Regions from separate parts of the Mus musculus genome. Here all the other regions are linked to region 1. A link is a contact called in ENCODE POLR2A ChIA-PET data. All regions are on one chromosome and are shown on one strand. Each heading gives the region's core, a stretch centred on a gene start or an enhancer-like site at or near the end of the contact. The rest is flanking DNA. Distances are from core to core; before and after follow the strand shown.

Evidence for each region. ChIA-PET counts read pairs that join two places held with the same protein, here RNA polymerase II (POLR2A).
Region 2: POLR2A ChIA-PET joins it to region 1 with 35 read pairs in embryonic stem cell. The contact joins the promoter of Nup62 here to the promoter of Rras in region 1. POLR2A ChIA-PET finds 5 or more read pairs at or near these places in 4 of 5 experiments (Patski and embryonic stem cell).
Region 3: POLR2A ChIA-PET joins it to region 1 with 38 read pairs in embryonic stem cell. The contact joins the promoter of Akt1s1 here to the promoter of Rras in region 1. POLR2A ChIA-PET finds 5 or more read pairs at or near these places in 4 of 5 experiments (Patski and embryonic stem cell).
Region 4: POLR2A ChIA-PET joins it to region 1 with 17 read pairs in Patski. The contact joins the promoter of Ptov1 here to the promoter of Rras in region 1. POLR2A ChIA-PET finds 5 or more read pairs at or near these places in 4 of 5 experiments (Patski and embryonic stem cell).
Region 5: POLR2A ChIA-PET joins it to region 1 with 28 read pairs in embryonic stem cell. The contact joins the promoter of Aldh16a1 here to the promoter of Rras in region 1. POLR2A ChIA-PET finds 5 or more read pairs at or near these places in 3 of 5 experiments (Patski and embryonic stem cell).

The regions. Positions count from the first base shown.
Region 1 is chr7:45,013,983-45,020,121 of GRCm38, forward strand. Rras (related RAS viral (r-ras) oncogene) reads left to right here and starts at 3,960. Exons shown (of 6, transcript NM_009101.3): 1 at 3,960-4,186; 2 at 6,118-6,139. The coding sequence starts at 4,034. Scaf1 (SR-related CTD-associated factor 1) reads right to left here and starts at 2,267. Exons shown (of 11, transcript NM_001008422.1): 1 at 2,098-2,267.
Region 2 is chr7:44,813,605-44,819,743 of GRCm38, forward strand. It overlaps Nup62 (nucleoporin 62), which reads left to right and starts at 2,484. Exons shown (of 2, transcript NM_053074.2): 1 at 2,484-2,879. Atf5 (activating transcription factor 5) reads right to left here and starts at 2,054. Exons shown (of 3, transcript NM_030693.2): 1 at 1,878-2,054; 2 at 1,385-1,678. The coding sequence starts at 1,562. Il4i1b (interleukin 4 induced 1B) reads left to right here and starts at 2,766. Exons shown (of 9, transcript NM_001171024.1): 1 at 2,766-2,879.
Region 3 is chr7:44,846,195-44,852,333 of GRCm38, forward strand. It overlaps Akt1s1 (AKT1 substrate 1 (proline-rich)), which reads left to right and starts at 3,030. Exons shown (of 5, transcript NM_026270.4): 1 at 3,030-3,154. Tbc1d17 (TBC1 domain family, member 17) reads right to left here and starts at 2,885. Exons shown (of 17, transcript NM_001042655.1): 1 at 2,655-2,885; 2 at 2,242-2,340; 3 at 2,076-2,147; 4 at 567-690. The coding sequence starts at 2,675. Mir707 (microRNA 707) reads left to right here and starts at 3,505; the gene lies at 3,505-3,577.
Region 4 is chr7:44,866,627-44,872,765 of GRCm38, forward strand. Ptov1 (prostate tumor over expressed gene 1) reads right to left here and starts at 3,042. Exons shown (of 12, transcript NM_133949.2): 1 at 2,725-3,042; 2 at 749-886; 3 at 567-649; 4 at 434-491; 5 at 184-291. The coding sequence starts at 2,895.
Region 5 is chr7:45,150,968-45,157,106 of GRCm38, forward strand. Aldh16a1 (aldehyde dehydrogenase 16 family, member A1) reads right to left here and starts at 3,569. Exons shown (of 17, transcript NM_145954.2): 1 at 3,425-3,569. The coding sequence starts at 3,514. Pih1d1 (PIH1 domain containing 1) reads left to right here and starts at 3,336. Exons shown (of 10, transcript NM_029406.4): 1 at 3,336-3,573; 2 at 5,339-5,432; 3 at 5,765-5,831. The coding sequence starts at 5,343.

The sequences.
Region 1 (6,139 bases), core at 2,710-5,209:
CAGCGGGGAATGTGCCGACATGCTCAGGGGTACTCTGTAACAGGTACCGTAGGTTCACACAGCATTCATTATCCTCCATGATGAGGAGCCCAAGAGCTTTATTTACAGCCACGAGATACAACTATGATAGTATGATCTACATAACCACCACACCGCTTTTAAAACAAAAATGCCAAGTTTCAGAAAGGCATGCTGTCCTCCCAGCCCCATTGGGACACTTGCCTATCACCCAGCTGCCTGTCCTGTGGAAGCATGGCCAAAGCCTCGGTGATGTCACGGGAATTCTGAGCTTTGAGTGCCCAGTCAGGTAGTTGAAAGAGCATCCTTCAGACTGGTGGATGTCTTGATTGAGGCTTCAGAAAACATGAACATCACAGCTGTAAACCTCCCCACAGCTGTCAAACCTGCTACTCTGAAAACACCTAATCTTGGAATTCCTAAAAGCCCTAGGCTCCCTAAACCACACTAGCGCTTATCTGAAAATGGCAAAATAGTAGTATCTCTCACACTGGTTTCCACATATAAATGGCTGGATACACATTAGCAATAATTCTATCAGTAGCCCTTCGACCAGGTTTCGCCTTTTGGCCTCAGCCCTGGTCTCAGTCCTACTCTGAAACTATACCTTGGCCTCCACAACCCCCCCCAGCTCCAGCTCTCCAAACCTTCAGCTTCTTCCTGATTCCCTCAGGCATACCTTACTGATGGCCCCCCTACCATATCCAAGCTTCTCTAAGCTAACATTCAAGACTTTCCTACCCTGTATAGCAATAATTCCCAGCTCTGAGGATGCTCTCTCACAGTCTGATACACATCTTATCCAAAGCACTGACTGTCACAGAAAAGAAATTGTACCAAGAGATCCTGGCTGCAGATTTGGAGATCCCCAAAACCATAGACCTTGTAAGGCTCTGCAGACCATGTGAGATCGGTGATCCCTCAATTACAGGGCTCTGGGAGCAATTTAGTGATTCACAAACAGCTCATTACACAAAGTACATAAAACATAATGGAAAATACTTTCCAAGTTTCAAATGGAACCATGAGTTTGCAGGACTGGAGTAATATTAGTAAAATACATATGTTGGCATGCACTTAATCTCATCGAATAATGCATTTTTTCCCTTCCTATCAAGGTCAAGTTGCAGAGCACTGCACTAGATGATCCCAGACAGCTCTACAGACCCTCAGGAATGATTCTAACTCCTCAGCATGGGGACAACACAGGTTCTTTTTTGTTTGAAACCATTTTCTTTTTAATTACTTTCTGAAAGGCAAGTACATTTGAGCTGGATAAAATTCCCAGCGTTTTCTGTTATTATTCTCTACACATTTATCTACTCTTCAAAAGCACTTGAATTTCCTCCAAGACATAGACTGTATTCTTGCAATCATTGGACGATTCTAGTTCCTTCAAACTACCCCACCCTACCCCACCCACCCCTATCTCCGAGTCACCCCCACATAAAACACTTCCCAGACCTTAGCGACTCATTTATGCCTCTGGGCACATCACAAAGCTTGCTTCCCTCTCCCTAGGTGGGAGTACATCTCTTTCTTCCAGGTGGACCTTAACACTTCCTAGTCCTTGAAGAGAGCTTCCAGGCCTCATAAATGGTCCCAGATCCATGTAGATGAGCCGAATGCAGAGGCCAGCATGAGGAGAGACTTCCCAGCCCTAACAAATACACCCCAGTGAACTAGGTGACTCTGCAGACCCCCTTAACTCCTGGGGGAGTGAAGATCTCAAGATGGCCCCAAAAGCCTCTCAACAGACCCTAGCCTACGGTCGCACATAAAAACCATCTACGGCGCCTGCAGACGTGTCCAGGCTCAGCAATGGGAAGGAGGGCCGGCCTAGTCGCGGTCCAGGCCATACGAAAGCCCTCTGGCACCCACGGGCGCGTCCGGGGCCCTAAGAAGGCCCCCTACTCAGAGACTGCCTTGGCCGCTGCAGCCGGGTCCGAAGGTGCCACGCTACGCTCTCCAGGCCCCGTGGCATACGGGCGACACTCGGAGACGACTAGCGACCCGACTCCGCCCCGCCCACCCCGATAGGCCCGAGCCCCGCGGCCCGGACCGCCGCCGCCATCTTACCCCGCCGCTCGGGCTGCGGCTCCGGTCCCGGCGCGGGGCGGGGCGGAATGGGGCGGGGCTCGCGATTTGAGCTGGGGAAGGGCGGAACCAAATTGCCGCGGCGCTTGCCGGGATTTCAAGTACCCAGCTGGGTTTCCGAAAGGCCGGCAGCACCGGAGGCGACTCCGTTTCCCAGAAATCAATGCGTCACATGGAGGTGGAGTGCGCGCGCTGGATGCCGGGAGATGTAGTCCGTGTGAAGACTCCGTCACGCGGGGGACAGTGTACGGGGTGAGAGGTGAAGTGGGCGGGGCTGCTGGAGCGCGCGGTACGACCCCCCTCAGTGTCCTGCGTGCGCGGGGAAAAAGGCGGCGGATCAGGAAGTGATGTAAAAAAGGCGCTCCGTTGTTGAGATCCATGGGAATTGTAGTTCAATTAAGATGGACGCTACCCCGCCCATGGTCGTCCTTTCTGAATATGAAACCCTTCTAATTTTTTTCTCCTATAAATCCTAAGAAGATTTTTTTGAGACGCTGTCTTATGTATCTCAGACGGGCTTGGAACTTGCTGCTGTCTTTCTGCTTCTGTTTCCCCAGTGCTGGGACTCGTCAGTTATCATGCCCAGCTTCTAAAATTATTTATTGGGGGGGGGGAACTAGAGATTGAATTTAAATGCTCATACATGGTAGACAAACGTTCTATGTTATCACTAAACTATATCTATAGTCCTCTTTTCGTTTGTTTGTTTTGAGATAAGTTCATTCTAAGATGTCCAGAATAGGCTTTAACTTAAAATAATCTCCATTAAATTCAGAACTCAGGAGTCAAACCAGAGCTCCTTTACTCAGGACAGGAAAATCCAAACTCTGAGTCTTCTGGTTCAGAGCAGATGAGTGAAGACTCATTTCCCTCTTCCTTGGGACTCTGGAATTTCAATCCTCTTCCCTTTCAGGACGTCAATACCATATCTTACATAAATGTAAGTGCTAAATTCTTCCACAACCCTCCCGGAGCACTCATGCCCTCGAACTCAGAATTCTGGGTCCCCAGACTCTCCATCCTTTGGCCCCATGAGTCCAGACTCCCAGCTTTCCCAGTAGTAGTAAGGAGCCCCTCCCGACCCCCTGGACCGGAGTCGGACCGGAGAAATCTAAGTCTCTAACTCAATACTCTCGTAGGAACCAGTGTCTGAGCTATCAACCGCATCCTTCCAAAGCCCAGAAATCCTGGCTGTCGGCCCTTCTAGACCCGGACTTCCCGACTAGGATGAACTGGCTCATGGATTAGGAATGTGGTGATCTCACAGCCCGTCCTGCCCAGTTACCCTGCTGTCCCCCTCCAGGGCCCCAGCTCCCCTCCCAGTCTATCTTCCGTTTGGCTGGGACAGCGGGAACCGGAAGCCTAAGTCCATAGACAGGCCGAGACGCCAGCCTCTAGAACGAAGCTGGGGCAGAGAACTTGGCGACAATCCCAGGGAGGAGGCGGAGATTAATTTTGAGACCTGTGCTGTCCTAAGATCTCCCTATATACGGCCCTGAGAAGGAGCCCCAAGCCACACCTACCAGAAACAGTGGTCCTTAGATAATAACTACCGCAACATTTAATTTGCATATCCCCGCCCCGAAGAAAACTTTTTCGCCCAAAGATGGGGTTTATTAGCATAGCTCCTCCCAAAGGCGGACTGCAGGAGGAGAGCTCGTGGCTGTGCTTAGGGTGGACACAGGGTCATTAGCATATCCCCACCCCTCTTGGAATTCCCCGTTTTTGCAACCTTGTTTCCCCTACCCTTATTAGTCTAGCTCCTCCCTCACTCTGGCCTCGCCTCCTCCAGAAGCATCCGGAGACTCGTGTCCTCTGGCCAAAGCTCATGTTTATGCAGTATTATTAGCATAACCCACCCCTTGGTCTCTCCTGACTCCCCCTAGGCGGTAGCGGCGGCAGCAGCAGCGGTGGCGACATGAGCAGCGGGGCGGCGTCCGGGACTGGGCGGGGGCGGCCCCGGGGCGGGGGGCCGGGACCCAGGGACCCCCCGCCCGGCGAGACTCACAAGCTGGTGGTCGTAGGCGGCGGCGGCGTGGGCAAGAGCGCGCTGACCATCCAGTTCATCCAGGTAGTGGGCCCTCACCGGGGAGGGTTTCCCCGAGATCGAGACTTTGAGCCCTTTGGGTTCCCTGAAACTTTCGCTTCTCCCAGAACCATCATTAAGACCCTCCTAAGAGGATCTCTAACCCTCTGATTGCGACTCCAAATGCCCAGGGCCTCCACCCCCTTCATGAGGGGAAGCTTTCTCCTAATATGTCCTGGGACAAATCACCCTCCTAGAGGTACCTGAGAGCCCTCATCCTAGTCTGTCTAGCCCCGCTCACCAACTGGGAGTACCCTAAATTCCAAACAGTTGCTCCATTCAGACCCCAAGCACTCCCCGAGGCTCTAATCTCCTGATCATTGCCCAGACTTTGATTCTAAGACTCAGCTGGGACCACTCTGTCCTAAAACAGGCACCCTGTAACCCCTGCTTGAAGAGGATTTCCCTTCAGACCTGAGATTTCAGAAAGATCCTGCTACATGACCATCCTGGGAAAACACCAATATCTGGCATACCCCATTCTGCTAAATGCAGCCCCCCATCCTACCCCCAAGGAAAACCAACCATTTCTCCATCCTAAGTTCCCCACTCAAACTCCTTACCCTCAACCCTGAAAACTCTAAGTAGCTCCCATGTCATCTCCAGATTTAAAAAGAAAAGCATAGAACTCAGGTTTTTCACAGCCTCCAGAGACCTGTTACTTGGAAGGTTCTAGGTCCCATAAATAGACCTCTCCTACATCAGGAACCAACCCTCCAGGCTGTTCTCACCCTTGGGCATCTATTTACTTTGGGGTCCTAATCATCCCCCCACACACACCAAACCTCATCCTCTCCATTCCTTGCACCCCTTTTAGCCTCAGCCCTTAGCAAGCACTCTAGAGAGGAAGCCACCTTCAGCCTCAGCAGCCAAGTTCAGAAAATCCAGCCCAGCCCCGGAAACCTCCACCCAGTTCCCACGGGGAGCCTCCCCACATCAGGGCAACACTAGGAAAGTGAGGGCCCACTTGCTGTTGTAGAAGTTCCTGGGTGATGGACATTCACAGACTAGGAGCCTCCGGCAATGCCGTTGAGAAACCTACAGTGGGAAGAAAGAGTCCAAATTTGAGCCCCTAGCACCAAGGGCCAAACCTGGAGATGGCCAGAGGCCTGGTTGGAAGTAGCAGGACACAGTCAGGAAGGGAGAGGCGGGGATAAGGGTGGGGCTGCCTCTCTGAAGCAGGATTGGAACCTAGACCTTCCCAGGGGAGGAGACACTGGAGGCTGCTTATGGAGGAGGGAGCAAGAGGAGGGAAGGAATGGGGGGAGGGGGGGAGAGGAAGGGAAGAGAGAGACAGCAAGATCGGCAGCTACTTTGCTCAACCAGAATTCTCAGAAGCTGGTCGCTGACCGGTACCAGGTCAAGTGTTAAGTGTTGAGCAGGGAATCCTTGCCAATCAAAACTGTTAGATGGTATAGTGTCTTCATCCTCGATTCTCCAAGTGACGAAACAGCCTCGGAGACAGAAAGTGATTTGTTCAAAGTGATGCAGCTGGTGTAATGATGACAAAGGCTGAAGAAGACAGAGGGGCTAAGAGAGGAAAACGGGGGCGGGCATCGGTGACAGGGACCCACAACCTGACACCTGGAAAGGTGGAAACAGCACCGCCAGGAGCAGGTTAGAGATCCAGAGAGAAAGGGGGTGGACAGAAACCCAGAGAGGGGAGAGGGAAAGAGATGGGACCGGCAAAGACAGAGAGATCAGAGATTGGGGGGGGGGGGGTGTTGCTGAGACATCAAGAGGGAGAGAGACCAAGAGAAAAAGACAGAGACATTGAGACTCAGGAGGGGCCAGGGAGAGAAAGACAGAGACACAGAGAGAGGGGGGACAGAGACTTGGAGAAGATATGGGACAGGACTCACACACACACACACACACAGATTGCTTCGGTGACAGTGACCTTCTCTACCCCCCAGTCCTACTTTGTGTCTGACTATG
Region 2 (6,139 bases), core at 1,234-3,733, 200 kb before region 1:
GACAAGTGACCAGCCAGCCAACCATCAAATCTATAGGCCCATCAATAGACCAATAAGTCAGGGAAGAAACCAATCAAGCAATCAACCAACCAGCTAGCTAGTTTACCCTTCAAGCTACTAGCCAATGAACTAACCAACCAACCAACCAATCAACCAGTCAGCCAGCCATAGGATTTACTAGCTAACCAGCCAACCAGGCAATCATACCACTCAGCAGCCAACCAACCAACAAATTCATTAATCTATGAACAAGCCAGTCAGTCAATCAGCCAACCATAGTTTACAATCAACAAACAGACCCACTAACAATGAATGAGGCAACCAACCAACCAATCAGCCAATCATATAGTTCAGTAGCCAACCAAGTAACCCAGAAAGTAAGCAGTGAACCAGTGAACCAGAGTTCACCAGCCAACAATCAACTAAACCACCATGTAACCAATGACCCAGCCAACCAGCCAATCACCCATCAGTTCACCAGGCCACCTGCCAATGAACTAATCAACTCACCAACCAATCAGTGAACAAGCCAATCAATGATTCAAATCAATCAGCCAACCACTCAGTGAAGCAGTCACCCAACTAACGGTCCACCCAACAAAGGTCTGCTCCCACGTCTGTAATCCTGCTCTGTGGCTGCTTGACTGCACCCCATACCTATGTCTTCTCTCCTTTCCTTGCTTGTTCAGTTATTATTGGTGATAGAGACTTGTGTAGACTAGGCTGGCCTTGGACCTGCTTTGTAGTCCGTGGCTGAGGACAACCTTAAACATCTGACTCTCCCAGAGTGCTAGGACTATTCACCACTCTCTCTCCTCCCTTTCCTGCACGTGTGTGTGTGTGTGTGTGTGTGTGTGTGTGTGTGTATGACTCGCTCCATCTTTATTTGTTCTCCTTTTCCATTTCTGAGATGTTTGAGAATTACGTTCTTGCTATGCTGCCTAGGCTGGCCTGACCTCAAGAGGCTGAGAAGCCCCTTGAACAGGGGGAGCTGAGGGCATGTGCCACCAGGCGCAGTCTGGGACAACCATCTGTTACATAGTCAAAAGAGACTGTGCCCCAGGATCTCTGAGATGGAGCCCCCTTCCACCTTATCATGGCTCCTTCTCCCCATCCCTCAGCCCTCAGTTCAGATGTCATCTACTTAGAGGGGCTGACTTCTCAACTATGTCTTTCATCACTGTCCACTAAGCTTTGGTCTCCCACTTCTGTCTCCTGATGCACCCATGAGCTTAGGGATCCCTTGCTCGGAACCCTGCAGACCTAGAACAGTGTTGGGCACACTGCAGGCCCTCAGTACTGATCTTGTGAAGGAATAAATTCTTCCTTTTCTGTCCACCCCCACCCCCAGCTCAACCCACCTCTCTTCTTAACCTGTTCTTACCTGCCAGGGGCTCTCCCCCCCCTGGAAGCCCGCCCTCCAGGGCACCCCCAAGGACCTCATAGGGGCCCAGGGGGGCAGGGGCCAGGGGGAGTTTCCCATAGTCTACGAGCCAGCCCAGCCCGCTAGCTGGGAGCAGGGCCCTGTCCAGCTCCAGTCCCAGGGTCGCCAGGAGTGACATGGCTGTGACACAGGCACAGGGCAGCGACGGCAATGGAGGCTGCACCAACAATTGGGAGGCAGCGTGGAAGATTGTTCAGCTGGGTGAAGACAGGCACCAAGGCGAAGGTGGAGGACCTGTGAGGACAAGGGGACGTGGGTGGGATTGAGTCAAAGCGGCTTGACCCACAGGCTACACAGTTTCCTTCTTTCCGAAAATTTCAGCGCTCCACACATTCCCAGGGACATTATTGGAAACTCCCCTGCCCCATCTCCTCCCTCAACACAGAAACCTAGTGTTTTCCCAGGGGAATTACCTCTAGTCCCTCCTACCCACCTCATCTTATTCCTCTTCATAAAAATTTCAATCCCAAGGGAATTTCCTTCTAGCCGTGCCCCTTCCGCATCATTAGACTATACCCCCTTTAATCCACAGGGGTTCCCAGAATAATTCTGCATGCCTGGGCCCTTCATCAGTGTCACACACACAGATCCCGCTCTTCCCTTAAAAATTTTGGTGACTTCTAAAGATTCTACGGGAAGCTCCGCCCACCCTTCTGTCTGTCACAGTCAGTTCCCGTCCCCCACTAGCAAGTCCCTAGAGGCCCCGCCCCTGTAGTGCTAGTGCTAACTCTTTCTTAAAGGTGTTCCTAAAGCCTTTCCTGTCAGTTTAAGCCAGTCCCCGCCCCAGCAGGTGTCTGATTGGAGGGAAGTTGGGCCTGAGTCGGAGCCTCAAGCAAAACCCCACCCTTCCTCGCTGCTGGCTCGACTAGCGACGAGGCGCAAGCTCAGTCCCAGGACCCGATCCATTGTTACGCCACTACCCTCCTGGGGGACCAGTGCGCGTGTTTAGCCAATGACCGGCCGCCCGCCGTAGTTCAGGCCGGGGGTGGAGGGGTGGGGGGGTGGGGGAATAAGACAATGCGCATGCGCAACAGGTTGTGGGGTTGTCTCCTTGGAGGAAAAGGGGCAGAGGGTCTGTGAATTAGCGCGCAGGCGCAACGGCGCGCGAGCCGACCTTAAAAGCCCCCAAATTCTCCGGAAGCACGCCCTCCTCCTCCCCGCCCCTCGCAACTCGAGCCTAGTGCGCTTGCTCAGCGGATGCGCCGGCCGCCAGCTTCCCTCTTCTGCGCCTGCGCGACCGTGGTTCCTCACTTCGTCTCCCCCGCCCCCACCACGAGGCTGACCCGTGAAGCCCCGCGAGCTCTGAAAGGGCGGGAAAGGCAGTTGGCGAGGGAGGGGCGAGCGGTTACTCACTCCATGGCGGCGAAAAGGCGAGGAGGCAACGGCGGCGGCGGCCTCGGCTGAAGAGACGGTGTGAGCGGAGAGTGAAGGCGCGGTGAGCGCGGAGACGGGGGCGGGGGACACGACGGGGTCGCGGCTACAGAGCCATTGCGCGGGCGGAGGCGGCGTGGCGGGAGCGTTAAGGGAGACTGTGCTGAGAGGGTTGAAAATGAGGCGGCCCCGGGGCCTGGGGACAAATATACCGGGGGCGGCGCAGCGCGGGCTTGCCTGGATCCCTCCGCGCCCCGCCCTCGCGCGGCCCCGACGGGGCGGTGGCGACCCCGGGCCCGCCATGTCGCCCTGACCCTCCACTCTCTGCTTCAGGCTGGGGGCCCGGGCTCGGTCTCCTGAATCGGTCAGATCCGATGTGTCTTTCACACCCGAAACCAGCTCGTCTCGTTCTCTCTCCCTGCTTCACGAATTTGCCACCCGAGACCTCGTGGGTTAAGCCCATCGCCGAATGGCGCAAGCTAGCTTAGGCTTCATAGAGGAGTTCCAGGCAGCAACCGCGAGATAACGCTTCCCAAGTACTTGTAGAGCGCTGTATACGCGCACAGATATATCAGCTATGGAAAGTAGGCCACGAAGTCCTAACCACGAGACTCTTCAACATATTTTTGTTTGTTTTGTTTTAACATTTATTGTGGTGGTCAGAGGAGAGCTAGCAGGAGTTGGTTCTCTGACCATGTGAGTCCCAGGGACGGAACTCGGGTCAAACTATTTGGCAGCCTTTACCCACTGCTCAGTCATTGTATTTTCTTTTAGAAAAAAACCCTGACTTCACCTCTTTTACTCTCCCTACCCCAGATTCTTAGCCATATGATCGTTCTGTGTGTCCCACCTCCAAGGTTTCTGTTTCCAGCCATCCCTGCCGACCTCTAAGGTTTTGCCCTTGCTCTGACTTTCTTGCAGTCCTTGCTCTCTTGCTGACCCCACTAGATAATTATTTCTTGATCCTGTCCAAAATAGGACATTTATATTCCATTTAGTAAAAGAGTCCCTCTTGTCCTTCACCGGGGATGATGCGTGAACCCTGTTTTCTACCCCATGTTCATGTACATGGCTGGCATTCCATGTGAAAGTCAGTCAGTGTGTCATATTTGTAGCAGCTGAGAGACTGAATGGTTGGAGATAGAGCTCAAGAATGCTCGTCTGTTTTTAACACCAGAACCTTAGTCTCTGTCCAAGCACCACATGGATTGGGCTTGACTTGCCTGTATTCTCAGGATTTGGGAGATGGGAGAAAAGAAATCATGAGTTCAGGGTCATACTGACTGGCCTCAATGTGTTTTAAAAAGAAAAAGTCCAGAGGCCAGGCTTGATATCTCACCTACTTAGGAGGCTAAGACAGGAGTATTGAAAGTCAAGGTCAGGGCTGGAGCTGCTTTGAGATGGCTCTGGTGGTGATCTCTAAACTCAACCCTCCTGAGTTCCATCCTCAGGACCCACTTGGTAGAAGGACAAAAGCAACTCTAGACGGTTGTCCTCTGACCTCCACCACCTGTAGTGACAGGTCTACATACTGAGTAAGGGGAGGAAAAAAGCTCAAGGCTTGCCTTGACTAGAAAGTGAGTTCTTGGCTGTCTAGAGAACTTAACAAAGATCCTGATTTTAAAAAAATATGTAATGGGCTGGGGTTGGAGGTTGGTGGCAGAGTGTTGGCCAGAATACTGCTTTCCAGACTCTGGTGTCCATCCCTGGTACTGTAAAAGATTCAGAGCAGGTGGGGAATACTGATTTTGAAAGTTACAAGTCCTTGAGATAATTCCCCTTGGAATGGGCACTCTTTTTTTTTTTTTAGATTTTATTTATGTAAGTACACAGGTTCTCTTCAGACACACCAGAAGAGGGCATCAGATTCCATTGCAGATGGTTGTGAGCCACCATGTGGTTGCTCTGGAAAAGCAGTCAGTGCTCTGTAACACTGAGCCATCAGAGTGTGAATTCTTATCTTCTGCCAGTGTTTGAGCACAGGCGTGATTTGATGTGTTTAGACTCCAGCCCTCCCTTGCCAGCTATGGGCTTTGTTAAGTCCATGTGGAGTCTGCTACGAATACAGAAATGGGATGGACCCAGAGCTTCATGAACTGCATGCTAAATGGACATTCTACCACCTGAGCTGCATCCCTGGGCCCCACAGGTGCTGGTTTTTATTTGAAACATTGTGCCATGTTGCTGTGCCGGTGGTGCTCCTTTCCTTGAGTTTGGTATTTTAAAGTAAACTTTTGGAATAATCGAAAGGTTTCAAAGACAGTGCAGAGTGGGGGTACCAGCCCATAGTCTTCCCCATGGTACTTCTTTTTTCTTTCCTGAGGTCCTACCCAGATGCTTCCCCCGCCCTCAGATCCACCTTAACTCAAGAGCTGGTTTTCACATTTAGCTGCCATGCCCTCCCCAGCATGTGCACAGCCGTCACTTTATGGGAGTTGTGATCATCCCTGGAGGCCTGCCACCCTGAGCCTTGGCCAGTACCAGACTGTTATGTGTCCATCATGTGTGCTATTCTCTCTTCCTAACCCTCACCCCGGCTCAAGTGGCAGCCTAGTCTCTTTCCTCTCAAAAAACAAAAACAAAAAACAAATCCTGTGGGGAGCCAGAAGCAAGGGTGGAGCTGCTTGGAACTCTTTTCCAGTGCGGAGGGGCCTGAGCTGGGGAGTGAGGCGGCTGGTTGCAGGCAGTTGCATCAGCCGGGCTCTGATGGTTAGGAAGGGCTGAGGGAATTCTCTGGGGACCACAGAGCACCTGGCAACAGCTCCTAGGTAGCAAAGACCTGTATAGGAGCCCCCTGGGCAGAACACTGAAAATCTGGGGCTTTGTGCTAAGAAGGGGCCTAGCATCCCAAAGGCACTAGCTTAGTTGTGAAAGACAAGACTGGGGCCTGAAAAAGGGTAAGAAGAATTTTGCATGGCCACAGTTGTCTTTGATAGAGCAGAGTTCCCCACCCTGTCCTGTGAGGCCTCAAACCTGGACTATTACCTAGATTTTGTTGTTGCTGTTAAATTGTTTTGGTTAGTGTGCAAAGAGGTTTTGTTGTGACGCTTCGTATATCTTTATTTTTGTCCACCTGGTTGCTTCTCATCCCTGTACTATTGTGGCAGGCCCTGGTTTCCCAGTTGAGAGAACAGCCTTGTGTGATGGAAAAGGATTGGGCTTTATGGGTTCTGTTTGTGGGCAGGAGTTGGTCTGCCTACTTAGATTTTGGTGGGGTGTGCACCAACCTGCTACTTGTCTTCCCAGTGTGAGTGTACATGGTATTGTGTGTCTATCCTTTTCCTAATAAGTAAAAGTATCCCTTCCACTTGGTACAGGGAAGGG
Region 3 (6,139 bases), core at 1,780-4,279, 170 kb before region 1:
TCCCCCAGGCCTCTGGACCTGGGAAGAAGCCTGGTGGGCCACATGTCCGTTCCAGAATGTTCCAGAACCTTCTGTTTGAAAACTGTATTCCTCTACTTGGCACGCAAAGGTAAATCCACCCCTAGTCCTCTGGCTGTCTCACCTCTAGTGGCCTCTTTGCTCCAAGTCCCTACCTGAGCCACAACAAAAGGTTTGAGAAGCTGAACATGGTGACCCTCACCCTTTAGCCCAGTACTTGCCAGGAAGAGGCAGGCAGATCTCTGAGTTCAAGGCCAGCTAAGACTACAAAAGAGGCTACAGAGTAAGACCATGTCTTTAAAAAAAAGAAGAAAAAATAAAGAAATTACCCTGTGGTTAGCTGCTTGTCAGCCCTTCCACAACCCACAAACCTGGAAACCCCTAGGAGAATAACTCATTGGAAATGTCCAGAGCCAAGCCATTCTTTCCTAGGCCAGAAAGGAAGCATCTAGATGCCACCTTGACTATGGGCAAGGAAGCCATTGGAACCATGATCATGAAGGGCAAAAATGTGGTCCCCTAGACCACCATGGAACAGTTCCACCTACCTTTCCTGGGCTCTGCCAGGTGGGGCTGTGGCCGCACCGTGCTAATGACAGCCCAGTCAGGTTCATAGCCTGGGTCAAAGGTAGGTTCCTCCTCTGAGGTGCTGGGCTCACCCCGACTCGGGTCCTGGGAAGAAGAAATAACAGAATGAGGACCTGCGGTCTCAGGGTTTCCAGCCTGCAGCCTGAGAGCCCAGTGGGAAAGCGAGCTGCAGGACAAGGAGGGAATGAGGCGGGAGGGAGACAGCTTCATGGTGGCTGGCAGAAAGCCAGGCTACAACCCTACGCTTATGGAGTCAGGAGACAGCTGCTACACAGGTAAGTGCACAGAGACCACCTGCAGTCACAAGACCAACAGTCAGTCCTGACTTCAATGAGAAAGGACAGGCTCAGGGCTGGAGAGATGGCCCAGCGGTTAAGAGCACTGACTGCTCTTCCAGAGGTCCTGAGTTCAGTTTCTAGCAACCACATGGTGGCTCACAACCATCTGTAATGGGCATCTAAAGCCCTATTCTGGTGTGTCTGAAGACAGTGACAGTGTACTCATATAAATATAATAAATAAATCTTTAAAAAAAATAACCCTTTATTAAAAAAAAGAAAGAAAAAATAACCCTTTATTAAAAAAAAGAAAGAAAAAAGAAAAGAACAGACTCACACCCCTGCTCTCAGCCCTTTCTGTGTTCTTGTCAAGATTCCTCTGTGTCCTTCTGACTTTTCACTGTAACTGAATAAAGAGCTTCAAGTGGTAGCCATTGTCATTGTAACTAGCTGTGAGTCTACAGGGGGCACTGATGATGGACAGACAGGGGATACTGTTGAGCAGGGCCAGACATAGGCTCAATGGGTAAGACAGATGGCCTAAGTTCAGTCCAGAGAACCCACAAGGAGAAATGAATGACCCCTCCGAGTAGAACACACACAAATAAGCAAATAAGTCATCTATGGCCAGAAAGATAGTGTAGTAGTTAGCAAGGCTTACTGTACAGTCCCAGAGACCAGAGTTCAGATCCCAGTCCCCACATACCATCCAAAGCTCCAGCATGTGTCTGCAGTGCTGTCTTCTGCATGCACTCACAGGTAGTGCACACACATGCTCACACATTCACACCCCCTCCACACCCCACACAATCTAAATCTTTGCGCTTAGTGAGAGGGTTCTGGACTTGCTGCCAAAACCGGCAACCTGGGTTCAACCCTGGAGCCCACTCGGTGGAAGGAGAGAACCTGCTACCACAGGTTATCCTCTGACCTCCACACACCCACACCGTGGCATGTGAATGCACACACACAATAAATAAATGTAATAAATAAACGTAAAGCAAACAGAGAGGAAAGAAAGCTGCCTCAGACCAAAACTAGGCCACACCCCTTGAGAAGTCTGAACCCAGCAGGGTCCCCTAAGGAGCCAAAAGGATATGGCATTAGGTCATTTCAGAAAGCAAACAGGCTCACAGGTTCCCGAGTACTCCCTGCCTTCCACTAGAGTGGGGAAGAGGAGCGAGTCGCCTACCTTCTTGAAGAGAATCTGGGTTGGGTCTCCAGCCTCCTCCACCGGAGCCCAGTGCAGAAAGACGTCGCTGTCCTGAGGGACATGGGGAGGACTTAGTAGAGTCACCCGAATGCCCCTCATCCCTCAATTCGAAGTTCCCACACATGTCACCTCCATCCCGGCCCACCTTTTCCACCACTCGTATGACGCCGGCGATGAGCGAGTCTGGATCCTGGTGTTTCCGGGCGCTGGTGTGCAGGTACACGCCTCCCTTTTCAAACACCACCTAGTGAAAGCCAAGGGTCTAAGGGAGGCGTTTTCCCCAGGGGCGGGGTCTAGAGCCCCTGACTGACAAGCGGAGATGGGGCGTGGCGAGTCTACAGTCCCGCCTCGCACCCCAGATGGGCGTGCGTTTTCCAGGGGGCGGGGCTAAGGGAGGCTCTCCCTAAGGACTGCGGAGAGTGACAACAGCATCGTAACTAGAAGCTGGTGCTTGCTAAGTTGACTCGGCCTAATCCCTGCACAGCAGAAGGTGGAAGCGGACCATCAGTGGGGGGCGTCTCCTGTAGATGAGCGAGGGAATGATTTCCAAAGTCTTACCCTGTAGCTGGATCCTTCCATTGCCGCCGCGGAGGTTCCACTGCCCCTATCTCCTCCTTTTCCGGGTCAACTTGGTGTCATATCCGGAAAAATAACGCTCCCTTCCAGGCTAGATAGTGGTAGCGTCCCCGAGGTTGTTAAGGCTGCAGTGGGTGAGACCATCTGTTTGAACAGGGTAGTAGAAACTCGAAGACATAGGTCACGAGGTGTAGAACGCAAAGTTGGCAAGGGTCAGCGGGACGGCGCAGGCGCACTGCGCCACTCTCGCCACGAAGTAAACAAGTAGGAGGACCCATGCTCGCAGCCCAACTCGTGATCGCTCGGGAACGCCTCCTTGGCCCTCTCCATATTTTATACTGGCATCGAAGCCAATACTGTGCCGTTTTTCTCGAGGACAAACCAGAGCGGCTTGGTGGAAGCCATGTTAATGCGGGGCACTACCATCTCTTTGCGGGGCACGACGGCGGGGTGCTGGAAAAGCGAAACGGAGAGAGGAAAAGGTGAGAGAAGCGGTATGGCACCAGAGGCGCTGAGGGGCTCGGGATAAAGGGTGAAGCCGTCAGTGCTCCTGGAAACGAAGCTGCCCCAAATTTCTGAGTCACCGTGGAAAGAGGACTGCACCACCATCTTGAAACTGGGCAAACCGAAGCAAGAAACGCTGCCATATTGAATCTTTGCCAGCTTTGTGTTAAAGGGAACGAGCGAGGGCCTAGAGGAGGGGGTCTAGTGTGGACGGAAGGAAGTGTCCATATGCTTTATAGGCATATGAAGCCATACTAACTGCCACGTCGGGACGGGAGCAGACGTTGAATACGAACGAGGGACGTCATGCCGCTTGCGTGTGAGCATGGGCATGCAGTCATGCCGCTTGCCTACGCTTGTGTGAGCATGGGCATGCGGTCATAGTTGTTGCGGGCAATTCGAAACAGTAGCAAAAGTCTTTTGCCGTATTTTCCATCCGTGGGCACCCTTGCTGTCGCTCTTGCCCACGGCTTGCCGACGGAGCTTCTAGTTGCTATTTTGATTTGAGGCATGCAGGATAAGGGAGGGGGAGTGTACACAATGGAGGAGGGGCAGCCACACGGAAATGACGCAAGAAGCCGCCATGCCTTTTGAGGGCGGCGACGGCGCCTGGCCGGCCATGCTGGCTACGGGCACGTGAGTGGAGGCGGCGTTGTGAGCTGGGGTTTGGGGAGGGTCTGGCCTTCCTGAGGTTGAGGGGCAGTGGGAGGGCGAGCCCCCGTGGGAAGGGTATGGACTGCATAGGTCAGGGGGGCAGTGATCGTCCTGCGACTCCTGGCCGACTGCTGAAAGAGCTCACGCTCAACCCCATGTGTCTGACTCGCGACGAAGTGTAGACGAGCTTCACTGCGGGGGTGCCGACGGGCTGGAACCCTCACGCTGGCGGTGAACCATGTCCATACGGCTGTGTGTGCTGGGGGTCGCGGGTGGGTGAGGGGGCGCCCCGGGCGGGACTTCCGGTCCCGATCCCCACCGGGGGCGGGATTTCCTGTTGTGTTCCTAGAGCAGGGGCCTCTCTGGGCTGCGGGCGTGGTGTAGCCCTGGTCGGCGGCCTCACTTCGGTGGTAGGATCCTTCTTGGACGTCCCGCACCGTGTCCCGTGCTGCGGCCGTTTTCTTTTCTATCTCTCTTCACAACTGTCCTGGGAGGCCTGCACCTTCCCGCTGGACAGCTCCCCCTTCCTGGTTTGCCCCAGAGTCTTGCCTCATAGGAGGCCATAGGCCTAGGAGGTTGGAGTAAGTTGCCCTCATTCCAGCCGCCTTCACAAGTCATTCACTCGGTGACACTGCTGCTGTGGCTGCCCCCGAGATCTCGTGCAAAGAGGCTGAGACTTGCCACTCTTTGCCCTCACGAAAGTGAGGACCGAAGCTGTGTCATCTTGGATCAGTCACTTTCTTGCCCTTAGCCATAATCCTAAACTTCCAGCCTCCTTTATTAGCTAGGAGAGGTGGAAGGTGTGTGTAGGAGTTGCTGGGCGCCTTTTAAAGCTGTAGGTAGGACTTTGAGGCCCAGCAGACAGTAGTGTCAAAGCACTGCAGCTTTCTCCCTCTCCATGGAAAGATGGGATGGGGGGATGCAGTCTAATGAGGTAGGCAGGGTGGAGCGCAGTATTGGCAGAGAAGGCTCTAGACACAGACTGCTCTTCTCAGTGGTCAGCTCTGCCAGTATAACAGTCAAGAGCCTGGATTCAGAGCTTCAGGCTGTAAAGTGGGGTGTCCATTGCTGATTCATGGAGGAAGTGAGGGGTTGCTTAGGAACGGTGATCATCTTCTGGTCCAACATATGAGTCGTTCCCACTTTGGTGAGTCAGGGGCAGCAGAACAGTGTGGAGTCTGTGCAGACTGGCTTTTTAAAGTGTGAGTGACAGGAGCTTGCAAACTGCATCCATATTTCTCTTCACTGTGGTCCTGGCGGGCTTAAGTTGCTCCAGTGATGGGGTGCTCACCACCTCTCAGTTCTCAGCTGCCTGGGAGCCAGTGAGTGGTCCAAGGTCACACTAAATCATGGTGGGACTCCAGATCCTTGTGCGTCAGTTCTGTCTGATGGGGAGACAGGCAGCAGAGTAGCTGTCACAAGCTCTCCAAGCACCACAGAGCCCTGCACGGCAGGGGCTGAGGAGATGTAGAAGCTGAAGCTGTGATTCTGGGCACAGAGCAGCTTGCATCTTCCTGTGCCCACCTTCAGTCCAGAGCTCATCTCTCTCCTGAAAGAATGATCCCAGAGAAGGCGGCATCTCCCTCACCTAGTGATTGGAAAGTTGGCAGTGACCTGAGAACCAGTTATGTGGGTGTGGGGTCCACCTGGTCCTGGTCACTCTAGAAGGCAGAGTTCCACTGCAGGGGGAGAGGACCTACTGGACCACGTGAAAGAGGAAGGCATAGCACTGGCCAGGCTGCTGTGCTGCAGAAGCCATGCAAGTCACCTGTGGTTTTTGTTTTGTTCTTTGAGACCAGATCTCTGTATCCCAGGCTAACTTCAAAGCCGTAAAAGTCTTACTTCAGTCTCTGAGTACCATGCTTTCAGGTGTGTGCCACCATACCTGGTTACACGTGTATTAACATGCTGCACACCATGGGAAAGGTGCACATGAAATTGGTGTAAGTCTTCAAAGACTTACGTTAGGCTGGGCATACAGTGCTTCCCATCTCCAGTTGCAGGGACTCCGGTAGTGGAGGGAAGTCGGTTGCAAAGGTTCGGTGCCAGCCGTATATTAAACCCTACGCAGTTCAGCTGGCGCTTGCAGGCACTTACTCACCAAGCTGGGGTTTGGTCCCCAGCAAACTAGGCGTGGTGGTGTGCATGTGTGACTTGAGCACTCAAGAACTGGATGCATGAGAATCGGGACTCCAAAGTTACCTTTATACACATAGTGAGTTTGGGTCCAACTTGAGTACTTGATCCTGGCTCCCAGAGTATTAAGAAACCAAACTAAATAACCACAAACCAACTTGACTCTAATGTTC
Region 4 (6,139 bases), core at 1,792-4,291, 150 kb before region 1:
CCACTTCCCAGCAGGACACAAGGGCAGCATGCGCTCTGGCCACCACATAGGCTTGTGTGCTGATTCCATTACAGTCCCACCCACCAACGTCCTGGAAATGACCACTCGGAGAGGGACGGGAAGCCTCCCACTACAGGACAGAACTAGGTTCCCCCCCCCACACTGTCCCCCACTCCCACTCACGAAGCCATTGCCCATGATGCGGCAGAGGCCCTTGAGGGAGTCACAGTCTCTGTTGGTGAAGTGGAACTGGGCCAGCTGAGAGTTTCGGAACAGGGGACCCAGTGTGGTCTGTGGATGACAAGTGGAGCCAGTGATCACCGTGAGGCAAGGGTGGGGGAGATTCTGGGGTGGAAGTTTGGCTCTGGGGGCAGGACTTGGGATACATGGGTGGGGCCAGGGTTTGGGGGGGGCAGAGCCCCACTAATCTCACCAGCAGCTGCTGTGGGATGAGCTGCATGATCAACTTCTGGGGCCACTGGTCCGTCTCCCTGCAGTAGGGGGTGCATCAGAAGCCATGCCCTGCATCCTAGGCCGCCCCAGGCTCTGCCCACTCCCACACTCACAGGTTCTCGCCCTGGTTCACATAGGCCTGGCAGGGCAGGGTGCGTTTCAGCTTGGCTGTGGAGTCCGAGAAGGGTCTACGCTTCTGCGGGTGGGCGGGTGGGGAGACTCAGCAAAGTGCCCGGGCCCCTCCCCCCCATGCCTTCCACCCACTCAGAGATTTGGGTGGCCCAGCCAGCCTCACCTCCTGCCACTCCAGCACGCCACTCCAGGCCAGCAGTTTGTTGCTGAGCCGGTGCTCGTTCACTGCGAGGCCCCCAAGAGTCAGCCCAGGTGAAGAGGGCCCGATAGGCCCCAGGGCTCCAAAGACTCGAGCACCCTCCTGCAGCAGAGGGGAGAATTCCTAGGTCATTCCAGGTTAGGCGTTTCCGCACATCCTGGAGGGGTCACCCTCAGGTCCAGACTCAAGTCCCTGGGCACACACTTCCGGTCCTGACGCCTTCCCCAGCAGGCCAGACCTCAAAGCTTGACCTTCAGATCAATCTGTCAGAAAACTGTGGGCAGCATCACCCCTAAGAGGAGCCTCCCACAAAGGATAGCCTTCACTGAGGACCGCAATGTGGCAGCAACCAGAAACCAAGTAAATAGAACACCCTGGAGGACAATTGGGGGGCGGGGGAGGGGGGAATCCTAAGGAAGCTAGAGTCTACCTGAACCAAAACGTTTACCTGAATGCATGCTGAACAGTGGTGCCAAACATGGCCACGTGTCCCCTCCTCCACCCCAGGGTGCAAACTAAACTCTTTTTCCGGCCAAAACATTTCCAAAAGACCAGTCGGTCTCCTGGGCCAGTCTCTAACCAGACTAGACACACTCCAGGCCAGAGACCCTTCTGATTGTCACCAACGCATCTCTGCTCTCTGCTAAAGCTCGTGAGTCCTTTATACCCGGTGTGATGACAAACCAGAAAGTTCTCCCGGTGACTTAAGTAGCAGAAGAGCCTAGGTCTTCACTGCTGAGGGGCCTTCCTGATGGTTCTGCAGACCCAAGCCCTCAGGATTACAGCAAATCCGCACACTGGCTGCCTGGGCTGGGTGTGCAGTGAGACACTACAAGTGTCAGCATGTACACCACCACACAGTCGGTGAAAATCAGGCAAACACACTTAGGAACCTAAACAAAATCCAAAACTATTCAAGTGCGGGGTGAGGGATAACCATTAAGAGGCTTGTGTGTTTGCCTGCACCCAAAAACACCTGTATGCCCACAACAGCAGGGAAACAAACTAGGAACATGAAGCCCACTAAGCGCCAAGTTCGTGTTTACGCATGCCTGATTTGCTGTTTGCGCACTGCATGGCCAGAGCCAAGTCACATTTGTAGAAAAGGGACACATATGAGGACCCCAGGAAGGGCTCCCAACACCAAGAGAAAACTTCAAGCCTAGGCTGTACTACAGCGAGGGGTGTGTCTGCGTTCCTCAGGTGATCCAGGCGACAGACCCGCCTCAGCTCCTCGGAGAACAACGTCGTCAGAAGTCTGAAGTGGTCAGTACCACGCCAGGGAATAGCTTACCGCTGGCCAAGCATGCGCAGGTGTGGCCACGAGTCCACCATCACAATGGGGGCAATTTTGTTGCCCCAAGAAAATCTCAATGTTTCTAGAAAGTGCGCGCACGTTTACTGAGTGGACAAAAAGGTGACAACCCCACGAACTTACAGAGCTGAATATTTACCTTAAGCTTTATCTTAAGGCTTAAGGTCTGGGCTAGCTGCGGGGCGGGCGGGTATGCAAATAGAGGGACTGTCCACAATCGCCATCTGGCCCCGGGGGACAACGCCCCCGCGAGCAACAGCTGGGCGCGCGTGTAAGCGCCGGGCTCCTCCACCGGCCGCTTCGCGCATTTCCAGACCCGGAGGCCGAGGACCAACTTTGCAATTGGAAAAACAAGCGTGCACCCCAGGCGCCCCCCGCGCGCGTGTGCAGCCGGCCGCGCAGTCAGCAGTAATTCGAACCCGCCCCGCCTCCGTACCCCGCCCCCCGCCCAGCCCGCCGCGCAACAAAGGGGAGCGCCCAGAGCCGATCAAGGACTGATCCCGGACCCCTGGGTGCGCCCTCCCGCGGGAGGCCCGTGGGCGCTGCGGACAAAGGCGCCCGCCAGGGGAGGGGTGGCGGGGCGGGGCGTGCGTGGAAGGCTCTGGAAACAGGCCGTGGGACTCACCATGGGAGGGGCCGAACGAGCCCGGATCCGCGGTGGCTGCGGGCCTCGAGGACCGCCAGGCCAGGAACGTGAGCGCACGGCGCGGACGACCAGGGGCCGCGGTGGCCGGCCACGACCTCCGAGGGGGCCCCCGGCGCCGGAGCGGTGCGGGGCACGGCGCGGGCGGACCATGGCGGGTGGGAGGCCGTGGGCCTCACGGGGGGCTGCGGGTCCGCCGACCGACAGGCGCGGGCGCGCGGCTTCGGGGAGAAGCGGAGCGGGACCGCGGCGGGGGACGCGCCGCTGAGGGGTCGCCGCGGCCGAACCACTGCAGCGAACAGGGGAGCCCGGCGCCAACCAACGCGAAGCTGGGGGGAGATGCGGGGGGGGTGGGCTGGCGCCTACCAACGTGGAAGAAGAGGGAGAGCCGGGACCAACGCCGGGGAGAGGAGGAGCCGGCGCTAACCAACAGACTATGGAGCTGGGGAGCCAGCGCTGACAAACAGGGATGGAGGACTGTAAGGGGGTGTGGCTGGAGCAAACCAAGAAGGTCAGGGAGGGAGGGTTTCAGACTTGGAAATGACAAGAGAGAAACTGTGCTACAAGAGTTCGAGCTGGTGAGACAATACCAAGTCCTCACTGCTGGAGGGACAGAAGGCGGTAGACAGGATAATGGGTGGCGCGACGGAACCTACCACCAGACTGAGGGGTAGATGTAGGAACCAGGCGTTCTTGCCTCTTGGAGGCGGTGACGTGGCAAGGTGGCTAAAAGACTACAACTTCCAGCGGGTCTCTCGCAGCCTGGGCGTGACCAGCATAGCTGCTGGCCCATTTGTCCAGGGTCTGCCCACTGTTGCTTGGGCCTTCTAGCAGTTGCCTTACCCAGATCACGTTCTTGATCTGAAAGGACTGTGCAGTGGCATTTCTTGCTTCCGTTTGTTTTTAACCTGTGATACTATCCAGCCTTAGATTATCTGCGCTCGATGTAAGTGGCGTTGTGTTTACGCAGTGTTAGCTTATGCACCCAGGCTGACCTCGAACTCCTAAGCCTTCTGTCTTCACCTTTAATTGGGTGTGCACTACTACACGTGGCTGTTAAACTATATATAGGGTGCTGAGGTTTGAATTTATAGCCTCTTGCATGCGAGAAGTTCCCTCCTGCCTTCTTTTAAACTAGAAAACCTATTTGGACTATACTTTGTTCTTCCTTGCTGATTCATACACTACTTTAACCAAATTATATCAGGCCCCTGACAGCACACCCAAGCTATGATGCCTGTCACCTGGAGCAAATGTCCTGGCAGTAGGCTGGCTTTTTAAAAATCTCGTGTTTTATAATTGATTTAAAAAGCTAAACTGGAAGGTGAGCAGCAAGAGAGGTCACCTGGTCCTTGTCTGCCACCAAGCCTGACAACCTGGGTTCAATTTCCCTAAACCCTATGGTGGGAGGAGCAAAGAGACCCTTACAAAGTGCTCCCTGAGCCCCACACAAGTCCTGTGTCACATGTGCACATAATTCAGAGTCTGCTTGCACTTCAAAGTGAGCTCAAAACCTGATTGGGCAACTGACTTAATACGACAGCCTTGTCTCATAATTAATAAACAATAATAATAGAGATTGAGTAGTGACACTAGGCATTAATTAAAAGGTACGGGAAGCCGGGCGTGATGGCACACGCCTTTAATCCCAGCACTCGGGAGGCAGAGACAGGCGGATTTCTGAGTTTGAAGCCAGCCTGGTCTACAGAGTGAGTTCCAGGACAGCCAGGGCTACACAGAGAAACCCTGTCTCGAAAAACCAACCAACCAAAAAAAAAAAAAAAAAAAAAGGTAAGGGAAAAGGGTCACACCAACTTCATGAGATTGAAGCCAGCCTGGTCTACATAAAAGTCTCCATAGCAACAACAGTAAGGAATCCAGGCAGAGCCCAAAGCCCACTAGTGGAGCAGGTTGGCTGCAAATGAAGTTGATGGCAGCAGTGGCAACAACTGATTTTGAAGCTGAGCCCAAAGGGTTTTGCAGGGCGACAGAGATAAAGGGTGAAGAACAAAGCCAGGACTTCACAACTGTCAAGGGCAAGCAGTTTCTTTTGTTTTTCATGACAGAGTTTGTCTGTGTAGTTCTGGCTAGAACTTGCTCTGTAGACCAGGCTGGCCTTGAACTCACAGCCACCTGCCCCTGCCCAAGTGCTAGAATTAAAAGCATGTACCACCACCTTCCAGACCTACTACAGATTTTATAATCCTTGCAAGTTTGTGGACAGGCAGGGCTAAACATTTGACAGACTGTCTCAAAAATGGGAGGTGCTGCAAAGACGGCTCAGCAATTAAGAACACTGCTCTTCCAGAGGATCCAAGTTGTATTCCAAGTACCCAGTGGCAGCTTCACAAATATGTATGATTCCAGTGCCAAGGGATCAGATGCCCTCTTTGGGCCTCTACAGGCACCAAGCACATACAGACATACATTCAGGCAAAACACCCATAAACATAAAGGAAACATTTAAAATAATTAAAAGAAAGCAAGAGAAAATCAGGTGTAATGGTGTAGTTACAATTTTGGGATTTTTTTTTTAAATTTATTATATGTAGGCACACTGTAGCTGTTTTCAGATACACCAGAAGAGGGCATCAGATCTCATTAGGGATGGTTGTAAGCCACCATGTGGTTGCTGGGATTTGAACTCAGAACCTTCAGAAGAGCAGGCAGTGCTCTTAACCGCTGAGCCATCTCTCCAGCCCAAGATTTTTTTTTTTTAACACTAATACTATGTTTTGTTTTAAACCCAGGTGTGGGATAAGGGGCTGCTTCAGACTGTTCACAGCAGCTATGATTCGATTCCTGCTCTAGCAGAGGCACGGTTTTGCCATCTGCAGCTAGTTTATGTGATTGTGTGCTGTTTGGAATTCTGATGACTTTTCAGAGGGTCTGTAAGTGCTACGACCCCAAGAGGCAGAGTGGGCTGTTGGGTACAGTTTGTTAAGTAGTCATATTCAAAGAGCAACAAGAAAGCAGATGTCCTAGCCAGGCGTGGTGGCACATACCTTTAATCCTAGCACTTGGGAGGCAAAGGCAGGCGGATTTCTGAGTTCGAGGCCAGCCTGGTCGGTCTACAGAGTGAGTTCCAGGACAGTCAGGGCTAAACCGAGAAACCCTGTCTCAAAACAAACAAAAACAAAGAACAAAAAACAAAAACAACAAATAAAGAGATGTCCAGATAGCAAAGATCAAACTTGTCCCAAGGAACTTGAGGTGCCTAATTAGCAGGAAGTACTCTACAGATGCTATGCTAATCCCTTTATGACCCCTAACTTTATTCAGGGATCTTTTCCCTTTTCTCTCTCCTGTCTAGTGGTAAGGGGTTGAAAAGCTGGAATAGAAAGGATGGAGAGAGGTTAAAGGAAGAACCCACAAAGTAGCAGAGAAGAGCAACATA
Region 5 (6,139 bases), core at 2,319-4,818, 140 kb after region 1:
AGCTAAGGGCTCCTGCAGGCTACATGTTTGGTTTTCAGACAGCTCACAGCCACCTGCAGCTCCAGTTCCTGGAACACACATAGCGTGTGCGCATGCATACACACAGACACAGTAGTCTTACAGAACAAGGGGTGCACGTGGGAGGCAGGTAAACTGCTTGTGAGTTCAGGTCAGACTGTCTACGTGGAACATTCCAGGCCAGCCAGGAAGGACTACATAGAGAAACCCTGTCCCAAAATGCAAACAAAACAAACAAAAAAGAACCAAATCTTTTAAAAAGAAAAGAGAAATTGTCATGCAAATGTTCCAAACTGGAACAGAGCCATCGTGAAGTGGGGCCATGTGAACATGAACCGGGAACTAAGCACTGTGACTGACAGTTAGTGCTATGGCAGTGTTGGTTGTATAACAATCCTTATCTGTTAGAAATAAGGACTCAAATATTTATGTGAAAGTAGCACAACAGCCGGCACTGTATAAACGACTCTCGAGAGAAAGGGAGAAAGCGCCGCCAACACTGGCCTGCCCTCACAGAGCTGTTGAAGCTCAGTGATGGATGCATGGGAGTTCCTAACATCAACTGCTGTGGAAAAGACGGAAAACAAACTCCCACAAGAATGTCAACGGGGTCCTGGCAGGCCACGGGCCTATTGGACACCAAGAGCTTTCCCAAAGTAGCCAAGACAATTGGTTCCAGATGAATTCTGTCAGGGAACTGGAGCCAAACGGTCGCCAAACTTTGGAATTTTATTTTCAAGAGAAATTGGTATCCAGGATGTTTAGATGGAATTAATTGTACAATAAAATGACTTTTCCAAAACAAAGCTCAAGCCAAAGAAAACAAACATGTTTTCTGGTTGAGGTGCCCATAGAGTGTAAACCTGAGACCTTTGTTGGAGTAATGGGGGCAACTGATTGGTGGGGGGCACACCAGAATCCAAGGCGTGGTGACAGGCCCAGCTCTTTCATTTTTTGAGACTGCTTAGCTGATTTGGAACTTGTAACTCTCCTGCCTTGGCCTTCCACATGCTGGGATTACTGGTTTGCCCACCATATCCAAACTCCTTTAAGCTCTGTGTACTATGGACAAAATTACTTCCCTCATTAGCCTTGTGTTCTGTCACTAAAAGAACAGAAATAATCCCCTCTCTGACGTTCTGAGGATTAAGTAAAATCGTACTTAGCAGAGGTTGGCACAGTCCATCTATCAATCCCAGCCTTCAGTCTATTATTGCTACTTAGAGGCACACTGCCTCTAACCAGCTTCCAGCTGGGGTCTCTGAATTGTCCCAAATCCTCTCACCTGGATCTATAGTTTTAGTTACTCCAACAGTCCAGTACCTTTTAACTGGCATCTCCCTGGTTGGAGTCTCCACTGCAATTGTCTGTCCAGGCAACACTAGGCTCCATCTCATTATGATGGATTCGTAGCATCCCTGTCAGCAGAGTCCAGAATCTATCCTATCCTTTTTTTGTTTGTTTGATTTTTTTGTTTTTTTGAGACAGGGTTTCTCTGTGTAGCCCTGGCTGTCCTGGAACTCACTCTGTAGACCAGGCTGGCCTCGAACTCAGAAATCCACCTGCCTCTGCCTCCTCCCAAGTGCTGGGATTAAAGATGTGCGTCACCACTGCCAGCGGGATCCGACTCTTTTTTTTTTTTTTTAAAGATTTTATTTATTTATTATATATAGGTACACTGTCGCTGTCTTCAGACACTCCAGAAGAGGGAGTCAGATTTTGTTACGGATGGTTGTGAGCCACCATGTGGTTGCTGGGATTTGAACTCCGGACCTTCGGAAGAGCAGTCGGGTGCTCTTACCCACTGAGCCATCTCACCAGCCCGGGATCCGACTCTTAACCAGCATCTTGGTGACATCTCTTGATGAACCAGTCTGCCTCCATCTTAGGCTTGAAAGCCTCTTAAAGACAAACTAGCTTCTTTCCTGTTTCTGATTAAACCTGTTTCTCAAGATTGGGTTATGTCCCACCTGTAACCTTAAGTACAAATGGTTCTGCACTGCCTGTTCCAGAAAACTTCAACCATGTCTTGGTTTTAAAAAGATATATATTTTTAAAAGATTTATTTATTATTTATTATATGTAAGTACACTGTAGCTGTCTTCAGACACTCCAGAAGAGGGCATCATATCTCGTTATAGGATGGTTGTGAGCCACCATGTGGTTGCTGGGATTTGAACTCTGGACCTTTGGAAGAGCAGTCGGGTGCTCTTACCTACTGAGCCATCTCACCAGCCCTTAAAAAGATATTATAATTGTTTTGCAACCCTACCTTTGTTTCAAAAGGTTGTTATGGCTACCATTTTAGGAACACCTTGCAATAATGTCTTTACTACAGAAGGTTATTATAATGTGTATGTTCTGCTCCTGTAACCTCAACTATTTTGGTGGCCAAATCCCCCTATCCACAAACTATATATAAAAACCTTGTCTTTCTCACATCCAGGACTGACTTCTAGAACCAAAGCTTATTGGGGAGGCAGCTTGTGTCCTCAAAAAAAAGCTAGCTTAATTAATTACTTGCTTAAATTACTTTGGCCGTGATGATTTCGGGTCAGTGATCTTTCTCCTTGTATCTTTGGGATCAACACTCTAAACTTTATAGAGTGTTTTATGCTGTCCCTCCAAAGCTGGAGTCCTTTTGTAGTGTGGTGACTCCTCTTAAGAGTCTAAAGACTCTACAACCTCCTAATACCTGCTTGGATGCTGGAAGAATTTCTGGGACCCTGGGCATTCTGATTGGTCCTTGGTTTTAAAGAAAATCCCAGGAACCCTACCACATTCCGATGAGGCTGCAAGAGGGTTCTGGAGCCTTGGGCCAGGAGGCTCTAAAGGAATAATATAAATGAAGTACGAAAACAGGAAAATCTCCCAAAGAAATCCACTAAACTTGGGAGGGGGAGAGGGAGAATGAGAATAGGATGGGCTAGGAGGGTCAAGAGAACTCAGATGACGTTCGAAGGGGCAGGAGATCACAGAGCACCGTAAGGATATTGAAACAAGGGGAGCAGTCATAGCAAGTTTTGGACGAACTTGGGGTTCTAAACGAACTTGAGGTTCTAAACGTTCCCGCGAGCCTCCAAAGTGCCGGGGGCCACAAGGAACCACGATCTAGCAAGGTGAAGACTCAGGAGGACCGCGAGAGGTATGGGGATTTAGTGACCACCCGTTCCTGAAGGGTCCTGGGGAAACACTACGGCGGCGTTCGGGACCGTAAACGAAAACCGCGAGGACAACCATCGCCGCCCACCGCCAGCCGCCCAGCCCAGGCTTCCGCACTGTAGGGGAAATCACGCGCTCAGAGGGGCGGGGCTTCCGAGAAGGCCGCAGTGGATGACGGGAGCCCGCGCGCCCCAAGCGGCCGAGAGGACTCGGAGGCAGCAGCGGCCGCGGGGCAAGCCCTCACCAGTGCGCATGCGTGGCTCTCCGGCACCGGTCCGTACTCCAGCGTCGTGAAAATCTCCCGGGTACTGGGCTGTACACGCGTAGCCGCCATCGCTCTCCCGGAGCCTTCCGCGAGGGATTGCTGGACGGTCTACCTAGAGGAACTTGGAGGTCCGAAGGGCGGCACCGCCCACTCCAATCAAAGGGGCGGGGCCAACCGTAGGGCCCGGAAGCGAGCTATATAGGACGTGACCCGCCTACTTTAGAGCCGCGCGATGCGGCCTATGGGCGGATGCTGGGAAATGTAGTTTCGGGGAGAACAGACATGGTTGGGTGGGTGGGTGGGGTCCCGCACTGGCAGAAGGCCTTCGGCTATTGTCACTTTGACTCTTTAGAAAAAATAGATTTTCGTTGTTTTGTTTTATTTTGTTTTTCAGACAGAGTCTCACTGTGAGCTCTGGAGGCCCTGGATCTAACTATGTAGACCCGGCTGGCTTCAACTCACAGACCCACCTATCTCCGCCTCCCGAGTGCTGGTATTAGAGGCGTGTGCCAGCACACTTGGCTAAAAAAATATTTATCTTTCTTTGTATGTACTCTGTGTAGCCCTGGCTCTCCTGGAACTCACTTTGTAGACCAGGCTGGCCTCGAACTCAGAAATCCGCCTGCCTCTGCTTCCGGAGTGCTGGGATTAAAGGCGTGCGCCACCACGCCCAGCCCTGAGGTATGTCTTTGCACTATGTGTCTGCAGTGCCTGTGGAGCCCAGAAGAGGGCGATGCAGCCGCTGGGCTGGAGAGAGCCTCATGACAGTTGTGGCTGTTTGGAGCTTAACCCCAGACATCTCCAAAAATAACATGTGTTCTTAATTGCTGAGCCTTCTCTCCACCCCAAATGCTTTTCTTTCTTTAAAAGAAGCAAACAAAGATTATTGTTATGTGCATGAGTATTTTGCCTGCTTGTCTGTGCATCATGTACATGCAGTTCCCCAGGAGGCCAGAAGAGGAGGCGACAGATCCCCCTAGAACTGGAGTTACAGGGCTTTGTTAGTCGCAATCTGGGTGTTGGGAATCGAACTCTCCTCTTCTGGAAGAGCAGTCAGCACTCTGCCGTTTAACTATCTCTCCAGCCTCCTCTGCCTCTATAACTTCTTTATAAGCAAAAACATTAATTATGTTCAAAAAAGGGCGATTAATAGCATTGAGACTGGGTGTGTGTTGAGTGGGATCAGACCCAGAGCCTAACTCATGATAGACAAGAGCAGGAGATACTAAAGTTCTCAGAGTGGCAATCCTTTCTGTACTGTAACCTCTGAGGTTTGGGAAGGGCAGATATGTAGGTTTTATTGATTCAGGAAGTGTGTCATTTCGCAGGCCTCCTCAGTCCTTACTTTTGATTGGTTGGCTAGGAGGGCGTGGCTTCAGCTCTTTCATACAAGTGGTCCCTGTAGGTGCCTGCTTTGGATGAAGGGCGCTGAGGTGGGCTTAACGGTGGCTACTTCAGTTCCTTAGTTATACAGACGCCGGAAGTGTGGCTTTCATTTATGCATTGGCCAAACAGGACCTATCAAGATACCCAGCCGACTTGAGAACGGAGCCTTCATCGTAATGGAACTGTAGACCATTCTCAGGACAAATTTTGGGATTCTGGGTGGAGGCCTGGGTGTACTCACTGGTCCTGGTCGGGAGGTAATGGTGCATGCCTTTAATCCCAGCACTTTGGAGGCATAGGCAGGATTCGAGGCCAGCCTGGTCTACAAAGCATTCCAGGGCAGCCAGGAAAGGCTGCACAGAGAAGCCCTATATCGAACACACACACACACACACACACACACACACACACACACGCAAACGAATCAGCTGTGACCCTACAGTAGGCTAGCTTCGCTTATCTGCGAAACGTTCTTCACGTTTTTGGACGCCTAGGACTTTTTCCTAGGGCCATGGCGGACTCGACGTTTTTGGCACCAGAACTAAGCGACACAGAGTCGATGGGTGAAGAGACGGTGCGGTTTCAGGAGCTGCTGCTGAAGGTGCGGGCTGACTAGACTGGTGGGAACCTGGGTATTTAAGAATCTATTATTAATTGGCACTCAGAGATGTGGCTTCAGTTCCCAGAGTGCCCCATGGCAGCAGTGAGGCCTGTGGGGATTGTAGTTGTTTGCCTCAGGTTTCCTAGGTTCTAAATGAAATGGAGTTGGGGTGATCTTGGGAGTTCTTGTAAAAATAAAAGGGGGCATAGACTGCATAGTACCCCATGTGATCGAGCCTGAGCTGTCCTGAGTTCTCCTACTGACGTTTGAGGAGCAGAGGAAGGGGTTGACTTTGCAGATACATCCTGGATGGTTTACTTTTGTCCCCACAGGCTTCCAAAGAGCTCCAGCAAGCCCAGACAGCCAGGCCAGACTCTACACAGATCCAGCCAAAGCCTGGTGAGAAACAGATGTAGACAGGAATGTCTGTGTCTAGGTAGGTAGGTAGGAAGGAAGGATGTCTCAGGGAGGATGGGAGACCCTGAGAGAGGGTCAGTAGAAGCTGAAGGCAAGAGACACAGAGGATGAAGGTGACAGATCATAACTGGGTACAAAGGCCTAGAAGTAGTTATGTGAAAGGACAGGCAGACAGGAAGATCACTGACAAACACTGGGCCACAGGGAGCAGAGTGGGGAGTGGAGATTCAAAATAAGAAAGAGGAGCAGAAAGCCGGGCGTGGTGGCGCACACCTTTAGTCCTAATACTG